3 separate regions of the Mus musculus genome follow, and all the other regions are linked to region 2. The links are chromatin loops, found by intact Hi-C in ENCODE. Cell type or tissue: heart. All regions are shown on one strand.

Region 1 (5,000 bases), 200 kb before region 2:
AGAAAGATTCATGTTTATTATTATTATTATTATTATTATTATTATTATTATTATTATGCATGTGTGAACCCAGAACTTCTTCAAGAACTTGACCATTGAAACTTTCCAGCCTCATCTGCTTGATTTTCATGAAGGGCTGGGGCAGAGCATACAAAAAGCTCCACACAGAGATGTGGCCACACAGAGAATCTGGAGTTTAAGTTGAGGAAAAAGGAACACGACATCTACATCCAAGGAAGAATAGATCTGGTCTACAGAGTGAGTTCCAGGACAGCCAGAGCTATACAGAGAAACCCTGTCTCAAAAAACAAACAAACAAACAAACAAAAACACAACAAAAAACAAAACAAAACAAAACAAAAAAACAAACAACAACAACAAAAAAAACCCAAACAAACAACCAAACAAAAACAAGCAAACAATCAAAAGAATAGATTTGGGACCGTGATTTTATTGACCATTTGAGGATCGATACAAGAGGCAAGAACCAGATGCTAGGGGAAGGTCCCAAGTGAGCATGCTTCCAGGACTTCACCGTCTTGGCTGACCAGCGTCCTTGGGTGGATATGCTGTTTACCTAGAGGGTTCTCGGCGTCTCTGGACACCACCCACCTAGCCCTGGGAAGCATCTTGTGTCCAGGCTGTGCCATTCCAAACTGTCCCGGGCTAGCAGAGGAATTCAGCAAAATTGCTGCCCTTAAGAGTCTCCTGTACCGTCAACGAACAGGCCAGGCCAGGCCAGGGGAACACTGGCCAGAAGGTGGAGCCCACGAGCCTGGTGAAGTGCGGAGGTGGCAGTAGCTAAGGCTCAGTTCCAAGGCCTTTGCTGGGGGATTGGCAAGGCGCCATTAGGAATATAGCGTTGGTTTGCTCTCTTGGGTATCCAGGGCAGCTCAAGGTCGGGAGTATTCCAGGACAGTGTGTTGAGGCTTGCGCTGTGGGTGGCTGCTATCTGTTCCACCAGCACAGATTTCCAAAGGCAGGGTCACTTGGGCAGGTGATAAGCTTGTTTGTGGTTTAAACAGTTTGGGACCTATTCGCTTACATGGTTGTTGTGCTTCATCTAGGTTAACTGCCTTAACTGCCTGTCCTCCTAACCCTTGAGTTGCAAAGAATGGAAAGAGGACAGCGGAGAGACAGGGAAGCAAGCGGACCGTCTCCAGCCTGTGCGCCTGACTCAGTAGACTGCGGCGCTGGCTCATCCTGGGAGCGCAGAGGGAATGTCAGCCTCACACAGCCTGGCACCTTGTGCAGTGACACCTTCAGGGTTTGTGGGGACAAGCCGCCTGCCAGACACACGGCTTATTATAAGTCAGATGATACAAGTTTACATATGAATATGAACACAGGCAGCTTGAACAAGCCCAGTGAGGCTAATGAACTTCCTGATTGGCAAAATTAGAACTCTGATGCAAAGCATGGTTAGGATATGAAGGTCTTGGGTTCTGAAGGGAGGAAAGTCACTCTGGTAGGTAAGAGAGGTGAAACTCGGTGGCCTCGGTGGCTGACAAATTTAGGGTGCAGACGGAGGGAATTCGAAGAGCCATGCTCATACTGCGTTTGTGGTCACAATAAACAAAAACCAGTAAGCTAAAGAAATAACTGGACTATATGATGTTTATTAGACTATCTCAAACCCAGAAATGAATACACTATCTATCTATCTATCTATCTATCTATCTATCTATCTATCTATCATCTATCTATCTATCTATCTATCTATCTATCTATCTATCAGTTTGCATATGATATGGTGTCATTAAGACAAACTATTACCAAATAATATCTTGGGCTACAAAGATAGCTCAGTGGTTAAGAGCACTGGCTGCTCTTGCAGGGACCCAGATTCAAGTTCCCCAGCATCTTCGGGGCAGCTTGCAACCGTCCATAACTGTAGTTCCAAAGGGTCTAATGCCCTCTTCTGGCCCCCGCAGGTACTGCACACATGTCCCTCTAGAGTGGTCCAGCTTTTCTTAAGCTTTTGTTACTTATGTGTGTGTGCATGTGCTGGTGTGTGCATGTCACAGCACACATGCAGAAGTCAGAGCACAACCCACAGGAGTAAGTCCTATTCCTCCACCATGGGGGCCTAGGGTTCAAAATCAGGTTGTCTGAGCTGGTGACAAGCACCCTGATCCACTGAGTCACCCTAGCCAGTCCAAGATCTAGTCTTTTAAACCCCTCTTCTCTGGCCCTCGGTCACATGAGATATGAAGCATAAATGATAATCAATCACCTATTTAGTTCTGTGGACCACAGGAAAATGGTTTTCTTGCTATAAAGTGGTTTTGCTTTTTGATTTGAGATGGAGTTTCCCATATCCCAGGCTGGACTCCAACTCACACTGGGCATAGCTTGAACACATGTGACCTCAAAGCCAGCCTCCACAGTGACACACCTCCTTCAACAGGCCACACCTCATGGTGTCACCCTCCATAGCCAAGCATTCAAACACACCGGTCTATAGGGGTCATCCCTATTCAAGCCACCACATTCTCCTGACTGTAGAAATGTATTTTCTGCAGGCACATAAACTTCTTTGCTTCTCCTTGGCCTCTAGGTCATATGGGCTTATCTTCAGATGCAGCCAAGGTGAATCAGAAATCTGGGGGAACAAGCTGACTTTGTGAAGGACAACGGGAAGGTGGCTTTGGCTGGTAACTGGTTTTTGCTGATTTTGAATTTGCGTGAGGATGTCTCACTGGCACAGGGGAAATAGGGGGAAAAAAAACCCAGCCTTTTTTCTTAAGATGTGAAATGTTCTCTGAGCTTTGGAACCTCCCAGAATGTTAACCCTGGCTGACAGCATGATTTAGAGTGTAATCATTTCTTTCCTTTCTAGTTTCACTCTGTCCTTTTGGGCAGAAGAGATTGTTCTCTTCATTGACAAGCTCAGATTCTCCCTCCCTCCCTCTCCCTCCCTCTCCCTCCCTCTCCTTCCCTCTCCCTCTGTGCCCTAGATAAGATGGTAAGTTTTGTTAATCTTTCTTTTTCCTACAAAACCCACAGCATCATTTTGTAGGCGGAAACACGGCATCTCAGCGAATCTAAAGGATTTTCTCTAAGATGAACCAATCAGATACACTAAATAGAAATACATTATATGCGCCCTTATAAAAGCCCAGTCATTCTATTTAGTGAAACCCAGAACTGTTACACAATGAAATATGAGGCTAATTTTAAAGCAAGTCATGTGCCCTTCCCATTGATCAGACCCACATACAAGGCAGGGATTCCACCTTGTATGCAAAAGCCCAGGTTAATCAGAAAGCTCTGCATGGGCGATGTGGCTGATTGCAGGAACACAAGCCTCATTTTCCAGCCAGTCCAGTGCTTCCTATGCGGAGTGCCCCGAGTGAGACCCATGGGCAGGAAGCACAGTCCTCAGCCAGGACCGGCTTTTTGTCACCTGATGTCTAGGACCCAGGCTTCCAGGGTAGTGAGATGCTAATAACCTCTCACTGAGGTGCCTGATCTGCACTAACCAACTTCTGTGAAGAAGGCCGCTGAAGCCATGGTTCAGTGTTCTTTGGACAATGGGTAGGGAAGGGAGCAGACAGCAGCGGGGCTACCAATCATCCACGAGGTAGCCTAGGGTGGAGGGACACTCACACTGATGGAAGGCAGCCACCTAAGCAAAATGTTAGTTCTCCAGTTCCATTCTGGTGAACTCTTTTTTTTTTTTTTTTCTGTCCCATGTTGTTTTATACCAGCTGTTCTCAACCTGTTAGTTGTGACCCCTTTGGGATTGAATGACCCTTCCACAGGGGTTGCCTAAGACCATGGGAAAACCACAAATATTTACATTATGATTCAAAACAGTAGCAAACTTAACAGTTATGAAGCATCAACAAAAATAATCTTATGGTTAGGGGTCACCACAACATGAGGAACTGTATTTAAGGGTTGCGGCACCAGGGAGGTTGAGAACAAGTGAAAGGATGTTCCTCCTCCTCTCTCTCTCTCTCTCTCTCTCTCTCTCTCTCTCTCTCTCTCTCTCTCTCTCCCTCTCTCTCTCTCTTTTTCTAAATTAAAACCTACTCTGAAGAGATGATCTGAGTTCAGCTGTACTGTGGAGAACAGCTGCTTTCAGGCAACAGCTCCAATGACAATCTGCACCTGAAGCCAGAAACCAGAGTCATGGCCACCTGCCACGTCAGGGGCCAGAGAAGTTGGGCAAGAGTTCGGACTTGCTCTGGGAGGCAGGAGTTCTGGCCAGTGAAAAAGCCAGTGGCTCAGCAGGACAAGAAAGAGAAGGAAAGGAAGTGGGCAGGGGGCAAGGGAGAGAGTAGACATGGAGGCAAAGGGCAACTGCAAGAGCTCATACTGGAAGCTGCCGGAATCTTCCTTCACAAGAGGCTGGAGAAAATATGTAGGCAAAGTACATTTATTTACAATTCTACTCATCCATCTGTCCTTGCCTCCCTCCCACCATCTATCCATCCATCCACCCACCCACCCATCCATCCATCTACTTATCTATCCCTCCATCTATCCATCTATCCACTCATCCATGCATTCATCCACCTACCCACTCATCCATCTATCTATCCACCACCCACCCATCTATCCACACATCTACCTACCCACCTATCCATCATCTACTTATCTATCCACCCATCCATCCATTTATCTACTTATCTATCCATCCACTCATCTACTTATCCATCCACCTATCTATCTATCCATCATCTATCCATCCATCCATCAATCCACCCACCCATCCATCCAATTATCCATCCATCCATCCATCCATCCATCCATCCACCCATCTACCAACTTATCCATCTGTACTGGCTAGTTTTGTGTCAACTTGACACAGGCTGGAGTTACCACAGAGAAAGGAGCTTCAATTGGGAAATGCCTCCATGAGATCCAGTTGCAAGGCATTTTCTAAATTAGTGATCAAGGGGGGAGGTCCCCTTGTGGGTGGTGTCATCTCTGGGCTGGTAGTCTTGGTTCTATAAAAGAGCATGCTAGCCAGTAAAGAACATCCCTCC
Region 2 (5,000 bases):
ACACTCTGATGCTGCGTCGCTTCTAAGCACACTGGCAACAAACATGGCAGCATCCACCTCCTCTGAATGATGAGACGGGGAGAGAGCAATGTCATGTGACCATGAGATGGTGATTCTCTTTGGAGACTCCACAGAAGCCCACAGAGGCCATGAGCGAGAAGCACAAGATGCCCACAGGTAAAAAGGAGCGGGGACTTGACTCCTGGGATCCACTTTGACTTTCCCATTAGCAGAGCTTTTCTGTTTGCCATCCTCACTGACTTCATTGCAAACGTGTGCACACACACCAGGCTTCTATGTCTTCACAATACTGAGTTGATGAGGTGGACATTTTCCCCACCCCGGAGAGACCAGTAGCAGTAAGGCTTGTCTAGGAGGGATATATTTGCTTTGCATTCCTACTCTCTAGCGACTGGCCTCTGGTCCCCCTAGGACTTTCTCCTATGTAGCATTGGCTTCAAACAATGAAGGACACCCTTTCTCCGCAGAAAAGGACTTCGGCCTCGCGGTCCTCATGCCTTTTGTTCAAGAATAGTCACCATTGCTTGCTCCAGACCCCAGGGAGTGTGTTAACCTGGCTGTTTCTTTTTCCTTATAGGAATGATGCAGGCAGGGCTGAGGCTCATGTTAACTGAGCACCTTCTGCTGGGCACCCAGCCAGAGCAACACTTCCTGCTTGAATGACTTCATCACGTATGTGTTATCATTTCCATGTTTATGGGGGAACAAGAGGGAAAACGGGGTCACAGAGTAGGTTTGAATTCCAGAGAATCTATTCATTTTGATAGCAAGGAAGATTCTGTGAGGTATATATATATCTATATATAGATATATATATATACCCATTGAACTTTGTACCAAAAGATGATGTCTTTGTCAGGACATGCATGTAGCAGACACTCACTTGAAGTAAGTTTACACTAAGTTTCGGATTTATTGGGTAGGACATTTGTCAGCCCTTTAGAATATAAGGACAGTTGGACAACCCTGACCTCAGCCTCAGGAGTCCTGAGTTTATCTCCCTAACATCTCCCCATTGCTGGAAGTAGTATCCCGTGCCTGTGTGCTAGCTGACTCTCAAAGGCCAGACCCTCAGTGGCTCTGAGGTGCCTCTCCTGCGTTAAGCATTTGCCTCTAGTCTAGCCAGCCATGTCCAAGAGTCATGGGGTAAAAGGAAGACCTATGGAAGCTAATTCTGTTGATCAGTAAATGGTTCCAATTGCTAAAGAATCAGCCACCAAATGCAGGCACTATTGCATATGCCAGCAAGATTTTGCTTAAGGAACCCTGGTATAGCTGTCTCCTATGAGGCTATGCCAGTGCCTGGAAAATACAGAAGTGGATGCTCACAGTCATCTATTGGATGGAACACAGGGCCCCCAATATAGGAGCTAGAGAAAGTACCCAAGGAGCTGAAGGGGTCTGCAACCCTATAGGTGGAACAACAATATGAACTAATCAGTACCCCGGAGCTCGTGTCTCTAGCTACATATGTATCAGAAGATGGCCTAGTCAGCCATCATTGGGAAGAGAAGTTCCTTGGTATTGCAAACTTTATATGCTCCAGTACAGGGGAACGCCAGGGCCGAGAAGTGAGATTAAATGGGTAGGGGAGCAGAGCGGGGGGGAGGGTATAGGGGACTTTTGGGATAGCATTTGAAATGTAAATGAGAAAATATCTAATAAAAAACGTGTGTGTGTGTATGTGTGTGTGTGTGTGTGTGTGTGTGTGTAGAATCAAACCACTACAACAACAAAGACCCAACTTGCGCTGAGTGACTATTGGACTTGGCTATAACTCAGTAAATGCTTATGGCCTGGTATGTTTAGGGTTCCAGAGGTATGTTCATTACTCTCCATAAAGCACTTTGAGAACCTTGACTGAATCATGTTTTTTGGCTGTTAGTGTAATTCCCAGGCAGGGGCTCATAAGGTCATACACAGCCAAGACAAATATGTGACATTTCTATGGTCCAGTTGTCCTTTTGTTTACAGCCATAGGGGCCATCCAGGAAAGGAGAACTGAACTATTTATTCTCAAATGCTTGCTTTCAGGGGGCCGAGGAAATGGGAAAAACATTTGTAGACAGGGCTATTGTGTTTGCTGCTGGCTGCTGTCCAGTACTTATGAAAAGGGCGCTCTCACCAAGTAGACGCTTTGTGTCCCTGTAAGAAACTGTTTCCTCTGTCTGGAAAGTGAGTTGTGTTTCTTTGTTTCTAAGGTTATTAACCCAGATGCATGAGACCCTTTGTCTCCTTCAGAGTAACCTGATTTTGCGGTTCCCTGGGTTCTGGAGTTTGTGCCTTTGCCTGTAGGTGAGGTCCTGAGCCTGGAAGACTGCAGGCATATTGACATGGTGGTGTTATACCGCCACCATGGGGGCACTGCTGGAATTTCAAGGTACTTAGAAAGCTTTGTTCTCGTCTCTAATGTCCACGTTCAGAAGTGAAAGTGAGCACGTTAATTTTACGTTATGTCGTTCAACTCAAGTACTATGAAAGTTATAATTTATCAAAAACCATAAGGACACAACCTGCCTGTGGAAAGGCTCTGGAGGGGTAGATAGCTTCAGCAGGTGTGTCTGAAGGACTTTAAATAGGAAGAGTCTCCAAAGATCCATATAGTGAAGGCTTGACTCCCAAATGCAGTAATGCTTAGAGTGGGGCCCAGTGAGGTGAATAGATCAGGAATGTTCTAAACTCATCTACAGAAAGTAGGTGAGTCTGTCGGTAAGTTCATAGATAAGGGCTATTAGCATATAGGCCCTCCCTGGAGGAAGTAGGCTACATAAAGAGAGAGTGCTCCATCTCCCCTCACCCCTGCTCGGGAGAGTGCCACTGAAGGCTATGTCTCCCCTCACCCCTGCTCGGGGAGAGTGCCACTGAAGACTATGTCTCCCTTCACCCCTGCTCGGGAGAGTGCCACTGAAGGCTATGTCTCCCCTCACCCCTGCTCGGGGAGAGTGCCACTGAAGGCTATGTCTCCCCTCACCCCTGCTAGGGAGAGGGCCACTGAAGGCTATGTCTCTCTTCACCCCTGCTTGGAGAGAGGGCCACCTTCTGCCTGTCACCAGGTGAGTGGCTTTGCTCTAGCACATGCCCAGCCATGATGCTGTCTCATGATGGCCCAGAAACAAAGTGGATGGAACCCTGTGAATCTACAGGCCCAAAGAATCTGAGTGGGTTTTCTCTGTGTTTCTCAAAGCAATGGAAGACTACTAGCCTGATTTAACCTACAGACCAGACATTTCAGTCTTCTAAGCCACAAATGTAGTGACCCTCTGGGATATCTCCAGCTCAGCAGTAGAGCTCTGACTGAGGCCCTGGGTTGGCATGTCATGCACACACACACACACACACACACACACACACACACACACGCACCACTGACAATTCATTTCACTACGTTTTGTCTTGATTAAGTGACACAGACTGTCTCAGTCATTGGTATTTGGAAATTATTCAGTGAAGGACTGCTTTGTTGCTATTATCTGACACTGACTTTGCCTTTGGGCAACCTTATGCATGACGAAAAGTGTTGCGGGTAAACTTGCTCAAAACCCAGTGAAGTCAGCACCCAACCTGCTGCTAGAGAGGATGCTCCTGAGACCCCTGGGAAGTCGGAAGAAACAAGTAACAGCACCAACATTGATGCTAATTGCCAAGGTGGGGATGAAATCATATTTTCATTGCTTGATCCTTTGGAATCAGAGAATCATAAAAAGTACACTCCTTCTCCTCTCCCCCCATGGAGCAACCAACCGGGTGTTTAAGTCACTTTCAAATTAAAATGTGAGCCAGTGGAAGGGTGACTAGAACCTAAGATTTTCCACAAATCATCCAGTGTTCTTTATGCAGCATCAAGATATCACCAATGGTCACCAGTCCATATCGCCTTCGACTGGACTAGTTACAAAGATACTTCATCCAGCGATGTATTAGTCCCCATCTCAGCAATGGAAATAGCGACACCTTATTGCAGAAGGCTGTGGTGAAGATCAATGAAATGATGTGTGTCAAGCATCAAGAATTGCACATCACTCGTTAACCAGTGTGAATGTCAGCAGAGATAATTGTAGATGAATCCAACTATAGAAAGTAATACAAAAAAACCCCATGCACCCTTTATCATTTGTCTCCAATGTACATGGCTGGCCAGACTGTACAGTATCATCTGCGGGCTCCCCGAGTCTCATCTGGACTGTTCTTTGTGTGTTATTATCACACATGGATCTGTCATTTGTGTAGGCTCCTGTAGTCACAATCCTAGTCAACTCACTGAGCAGCTCCATCATCCACGGCATCTCTTGCACTGACCCACCTATTCTAACCACACTAATCCCTCCTCTCTGTCCCCGATGTCCTGAAACTTGAGGAACCTGACTGGCACAGGGCTTTGTTGTCTTGGCATTGATTCCCTAGGGACTCATCTAAGATAGCTGCTCAGATCAATACTTCATCCCGTTTATGAGATTACTACCTCATCTTAGATGATACAGATGTACCGCTGTTTGCTTGAAGGATAGCTGAGTCGCTTCTTCAGTTTGGCTGCTAGGAATAAAGCCGCTACAAACATGTCTTTGTACAAACAGGAGTTTTCGTTTCTTTGGGACAAATGACCTACAGTACAGCATCTGGGTGGAATGGTAATTACATGCTTAGCATCAGAAACTCTCAAACTGTTTCCCAGAGTAGCTGTTATCGTTGTCCTCACCAGCAATGTAGCTACACTATTTTTTTTTTTATTTCAGCATTCCTGGTAAGTTGTAATAACATCTATTGTGCCATGTCCTTTTGTCTTTCCCTAGTAGCTAGTAGCATTGAGTGGCTTTTCATGTGCTTATCTGTCCAGTGTCTTTACCTGCTTGGTAAAATATTTCTTCATATTTTTCAAACATCTTATAACCGAACTGCTGTTTGCTAATGAGTTTTTTTTTGTGAGCAACCACTATTGCTAGCTCTTCACATATGTGAGATACAAAGACCTTGGGTGTTTAATT
Region 3 (5,000 bases), 220 kb before region 2:
AGTGTTAGGGACCAGAGACCAGAGAGAGACCCAACAGAAGCCCATGGAGGTTCTAAAACAACTGCACCAAAGTGGAGACTCTGGGAAGGAAGCAAATGTACATTGTCGTAATTATTCCCCCATCTTCTTAGCATGGCTTAAATGTGAACCCACCTTCTTGAGGGGTAGTCCCTTGGTCATGTGACTGATGGCACAGCTGGATTAACTCTTAAGGGAGGAGACAACAGCCCGTTTCTATCCAAACAAGGATTCCATTCCCCTTCTTTATTGTAACACAGGTACTAGATACATGTGATAGTCACGGGGCAGCCTCAGATGGCAGTCCTCAGGTACCTTAGAATTTTTTTTGTTTGTTTGAGACAATGTCTCTCATTGTCTTACAACTTTGACATGTAGTTCAAGCTAGCTGACCGGTGAGCTTTCAGGGATGTGTCTGTCTCCAGGTTCCATCCTACCTTTGATGGGATTACAGGTGAGCATCATCTAACCTTGCTCTTGATGTAGCTTCTGGAGATTTGAACTCAGGTACCTGAGCTTGCCAGGCAAGTGCTTTACTAATTGAGTCATCTCCCAGTCTGGAATATATATCTGGAATATATATATATATATATCTGGAATATATATATATATCTGGAATATATATATATATATGTATATATATATACACATATATATATACACACACACTATTTTATATATAATGTATATGTAATATATGTTGCATATATGTATGTATACACACATGTATGTATGTATATATGTATAGATATTCATTTGTTAATATTTTAGGTGTATGGGTATTTTGCCTGCATGTACGGCTGTGTACCACCATGCATGCCTGGTACCCACAGAGACCAGAAGAGGGGTTTAGATGCCCTGGAACTGGAGTTGAAGTTGTGAGCCTCCATGTAGTTGCTAGGAGTCAAACTTATTAGCAAGTGCTCTTAACTGTTGAGCCATCTCTCCAGACCTTTCAATATATTTTTATTAGTTCTTTGGAAATTTCAGTCAGTGTATTTTGATCTCATGTTCACTCCCCCTAACTCCTCTCAGATCCACCACCATCATTTTCCTGCATTTTAAAAGTGAATTTAGCCCGAGAAGTATAGCTTAATGGTGACGCCTAGGCTGTAATTCAGTCATTACTATAGGACAGAGGCAGAGCCCTACTCTATCCCGCACAGTAGCTTGAAGGTCCCCTTTTGCCTCAGGGGTCTCCATTTATGTAACACTCAGATTCTGTGGCCTCTACAAAGAAAGACTTTCATGCTGAACTCATATAAATCAGAGGAGGAGATTTAGTCTAGGGCATTTTCACACGTTACAAAAGGTCGCCTTGGGAAAGAAAGAGACATGGCCAAACAGGTTTCAGCTTCTCCGGTAGAAGTGCCAGGCAGGTTTCCTTATGATGGACTTCTGCTGGCATTCAAGTTATGTCTAAGGAATCTAAAAACCACCACCCTTTAACACCGTTCAGAATGTCGCCTCCAATGAGGTTTGAGAGTAAGGATTCCCTCTGTGAGCCAAGTTGAATGGTGGATGTAAGGGGTACCGTTTAGATTCAGGAATAAGGGAATTGGTAGAAACTCAAGATTACCTCATTTGGGCCCTAAGTAAGCACAATGTTAGTTGCTGTCCTTAATCTCTTTTGGAAAATTTGTATTGACTCTGTGAGCAATTTGGGCTTCATCAGTGGAACCTGAAGCTTACTGCCTTTCGCAGAAAAACAAGCAAACAAGCAAACAAACAAACGAAACTAAGAAACAACTAAAACAAAACAACTCACCACTACCACCAACAAAAACCAGATCAGATTAGCGGCTCTTCCCTCATCCAGGCCACTGTAATTCCCATCTGTCCTGCCTTAGTACTTCAGAACTACCACCAACCTTGACGTACACACACACACGTGCACACACACACACCTTTTCATCTTCTCTTCTAATTTCTCTTCTTTAGCTAAGTTATGGCCTCTGTATGACTTCATTAAAGAGCAAATGGACTAGAGAGCTGAGACTTATTGTACTAAAGTAACAGTGGTCCAGACTGCATCTTCAGCCACCCTGATGCAGTCCAGGAGACTAACAGTTGCCTGCTGTACACCGGACCCTCCAGCAGACGGCAGTATTAAACCAGGATTAAAAGATGATGATAAGGTATGCCTGAGGGGCAGAGCCCTCACCTGCCACTGACTAGGTCAGAAGGCTCCTCCTCACCCACATAAAAAGAAACAAAGAGATGAAACTAAATGCCGTTTTACTTGTGGCAAATAGTTTTCCATTCTCTGAGGTCATATAAGTTCCTTTTCCAGGGGAGAAGAGAATGGTGAGTTTCACATGCTTTCTCTCATATGCTGAATCTAGATTTATACACACATACACACGCAAGCACATACACACACACATGCACAAACACACGACATGTTCACTCTCACACATACTTCCACACACATGACACATTCATTCATGTAAACATTCACACTTTCCCTTACACAAACACACATACAAAATGGACACACACACACACACACACACACACACACACGGCAATTTTGGAGAAAGAAGGAAGCTGAAGGGGTGCAGATAGTAAGTCAACTAAGAGCAAAGTAAGGACATATGTGCATAATGATGTCATGGTGTGCATAATGATGTCATCAGGAAACCCATACATTTTTGCTTTGCTTTTTTAAAAAAGATGTCCCTAAAGCCAGGCACAGTGTCACATGACTGTAATCTCAGCACTGGGGAGGCAGAAGAATTGTGGTTTCGATGCCAGCCTGGACTACATAGCAAAACTCTATCTAAAAACCAAAAACCAAAAACAAACCCTCACTAATACAAGAGAAATGAGATGGATTTTTGTTTTGGTTTTTGGTTTTTGGTTTTTTGAGACAGGGTTTCTCTGTATAGCCCTGGCTGTCCTGGAACTCACTCTGTAGACCAGGCTGGCCTTGAACTCAGATATCCGCCTGCCTCTGCCTCCCAAGTGCTGGGATTAAAGACGTGTGCCACCACGCCCGGCTGAGATGGATTTTTAATATCATAAGCTCAAGTCAAGCTTTCTGAGTAGTGTAATCGCTAACACAATGCTTTTGCCTGCAGGCCTTGTCACCATGTTTGAAACTCCTGCCTCCTGAGAGTGCAGAGGAGGGAGTGAGTGAGTGGGCTGAAGGACAAGGAAGAAAAAGGAGGCAGGGGTCTGGGTAACACAGCTTGTGCACCCACAGAAGCTGCGGGAGCAGAGGTGAGGGGGCCGGAGGCTGAGGCACAGGTCCGAGTCTTAAATTAGTTAGTGAGTTGCGTCACTGGCTCTGAACCTGACCACCATCTTATCATAGAAAGCACCCCAAGAGGCCACCTTGCTCACAACCAAAACAGTCCCCGTTAGCCTCTACCCCAGACCTATGGTGGCCTTACCGCTTCTGATCTCCCTTGTAGTCAAATAAATTATCTCATTTGCTGTCTTTTCTGAAGAATTTTCAAAAAAAAAAAAAACCCACTAACAATGCATTCATTAGTTGTCTGAACCACATTTCAATTATCTCCCAATCATGTGCAGCTAATGTCTATGGCCTTGGTAAATGGAAACATGTTAACACAGAGAACTTGTGAATGAAAAACAGCCTGTCGCGGTGGGAAACATGGTGAGATGGCTTGCTGACAGCGGTGCTTGCTACCAAGGCTGCCACTCTGAGTTTGATTCCCCGAGTCCTACACGTGGAAGGAAGGAGTCAACTAGTGCAAATTGTCTTTTGACCTTTATATGTATACCTACACATGAATAAAAGTTTTTAATGTTAATGGGATTTTTAAAAAAATGTTTTGATAACAGTGAGTGGTGCTCTGGATGGTCTAAACACCCGTGACAGTCCTCAAGGGGTAAGGTGGACATCGGCTCCTAACGTGCACATACGTTCCAGGGTGTGTAACCGCAACCTAGAATGAGGAGGGGAAGTTGAAAAGAACAGAAAACCCTTACTGAGCAGGTAATCTGGACGTGATTTATCGTGGGAGGGAACAACATTGGCGAGTGATGGTTTGGGCAATTAGGAGAAGCTGTAATAGAAAGATTAGCTAAGGGCTGGAGAGATGGCTCAGTGGGTAAGAGTACCCGATTGGTCTTCCGAAGGTCCAGAGTTCAAATCCCAGCAACCACATGGTGGCTCACAACCATCCGTAACAAGATCTGACTCCCTCTTCTGGTGTGTCTGAAGACAGCTACAGTGTATTTACATATAATAATAAATAAATCTTAAAAAAAAAAGAAAGATTACCTAAGGTCCAAGTTAATAAGTCAACTATCCTTTGAATGTCATAGCCATGGCTGGCTGGCGTAAACTCCTGAAAGGGTCACTTTCATTTCCAGATGCCCTGACCTGGACCATCTCTGATCTGGCACACTGGGGACTCATCAGGATATCCAGTGATGTGGTGGGGGTAGAGGGGGCAAGGAGCTGTCAGAAGTTTTCAGAACAGCCCTAGGGCAGAAAAGCTAATCACACCAGGTCGAACATAAAGTTGTAAAGAGAAATAAAAGCATTCTTGATCCTACAGACTGGACTTTGTCTCCCACCCCACCCCATTAGCCAAATGTAAACCTTATTACATCAGAGCGGTCCTCAACCTTATCTGTGGTTTCAGTTCCCTGCTTAAATATGCTCTGAAATTGTTCAGTGGAAAGTTCTGAGCATAACCGATGCCTGTGCTGGAAACTACATTTTATTCTGAGCAGTATGATGAAATCTGTGTCCTGCCCTGCCCTGCATGGGGTATGAATCACTCCTGCTTCCTGTACACCCGGCTGTGTACACTCTGTGCCCATCAGTCAGCTGGCAGCACCGCCACAGCATCACGGTGCCTCTGTCTGGGTCTGGTGTCCACCTCAGCTTCAAGCATCCACTGAGGCCTTAGAGCCTACCCCTGGAGGAGAGTGGTCGGCAGACAGGAGCCCCAGACCTTTAGACAGCAAAATAACTTAGAGTCAGCCTGCAAGTCGATTCA

What was found. Peaks named below come from ENCODE experiments on the same cell type or tissue, not always from the same donor. Only the 100,000 strongest peaks of a DNase experiment are listed, where the experiment ranks them.
Region 1: a loop joins it to region 2, with 5 times the contacts of the local background. A loop is called at or near these places in 34 of 42 quality-filtered maps.
Region 3: a loop joins it to region 2, with 4 times the contacts of the local background. A loop is called at or near these places in 36 of 42 quality-filtered maps.

Annotation. Positions count from the first base shown.
Region 1 is chr9:78,002,610-78,007,609 of GRCm38, reverse strand. It overlaps a transcript of Gm34829 not described here. Among named protein-coding and RNA genes, the nearest start is that of Gm39375, 7.7 kb to the left of the region's middle. In heart, a CTCF peak has its summit at 1,927 (motif pointing left); DNase peaks (open chromatin) are centred at 799 and 4,159; H3K27ac peaks cover 874 bases.
Region 2 is chr9:77,804,328-77,809,327 of GRCm38, reverse strand. Gm34654 (a long non-coding RNA gene) reads left to right here. Exons shown (of 5, transcript XR_379642.4): 2 at 28-177; 3 at 599-693; 4 at 2,223-2,401. Among named protein-coding and RNA genes, the nearest start is that of Gm34654, 45 kb to the left of the region's middle. In heart, a CTCF peak has its summit at 2,363; DNase peaks (open chromatin) are centred at 647 and 2,117; H3K4me3 peaks cover 556 bases; H3K27ac peaks cover 541 bases; H3K27me3 peaks cover 513 bases.
Region 3 is chr9:78,022,138-78,027,137 of GRCm38, reverse strand. No RefSeq gene overlaps it. Among named protein-coding and RNA genes, the nearest start is that of Gm23609, 11 kb to the right of the region's middle. In heart, a CTCF peak has its summit at 2,102 (motif pointing right); a DNase peak (open chromatin) is centred at 4,807; H3K27ac peaks cover 429 bases.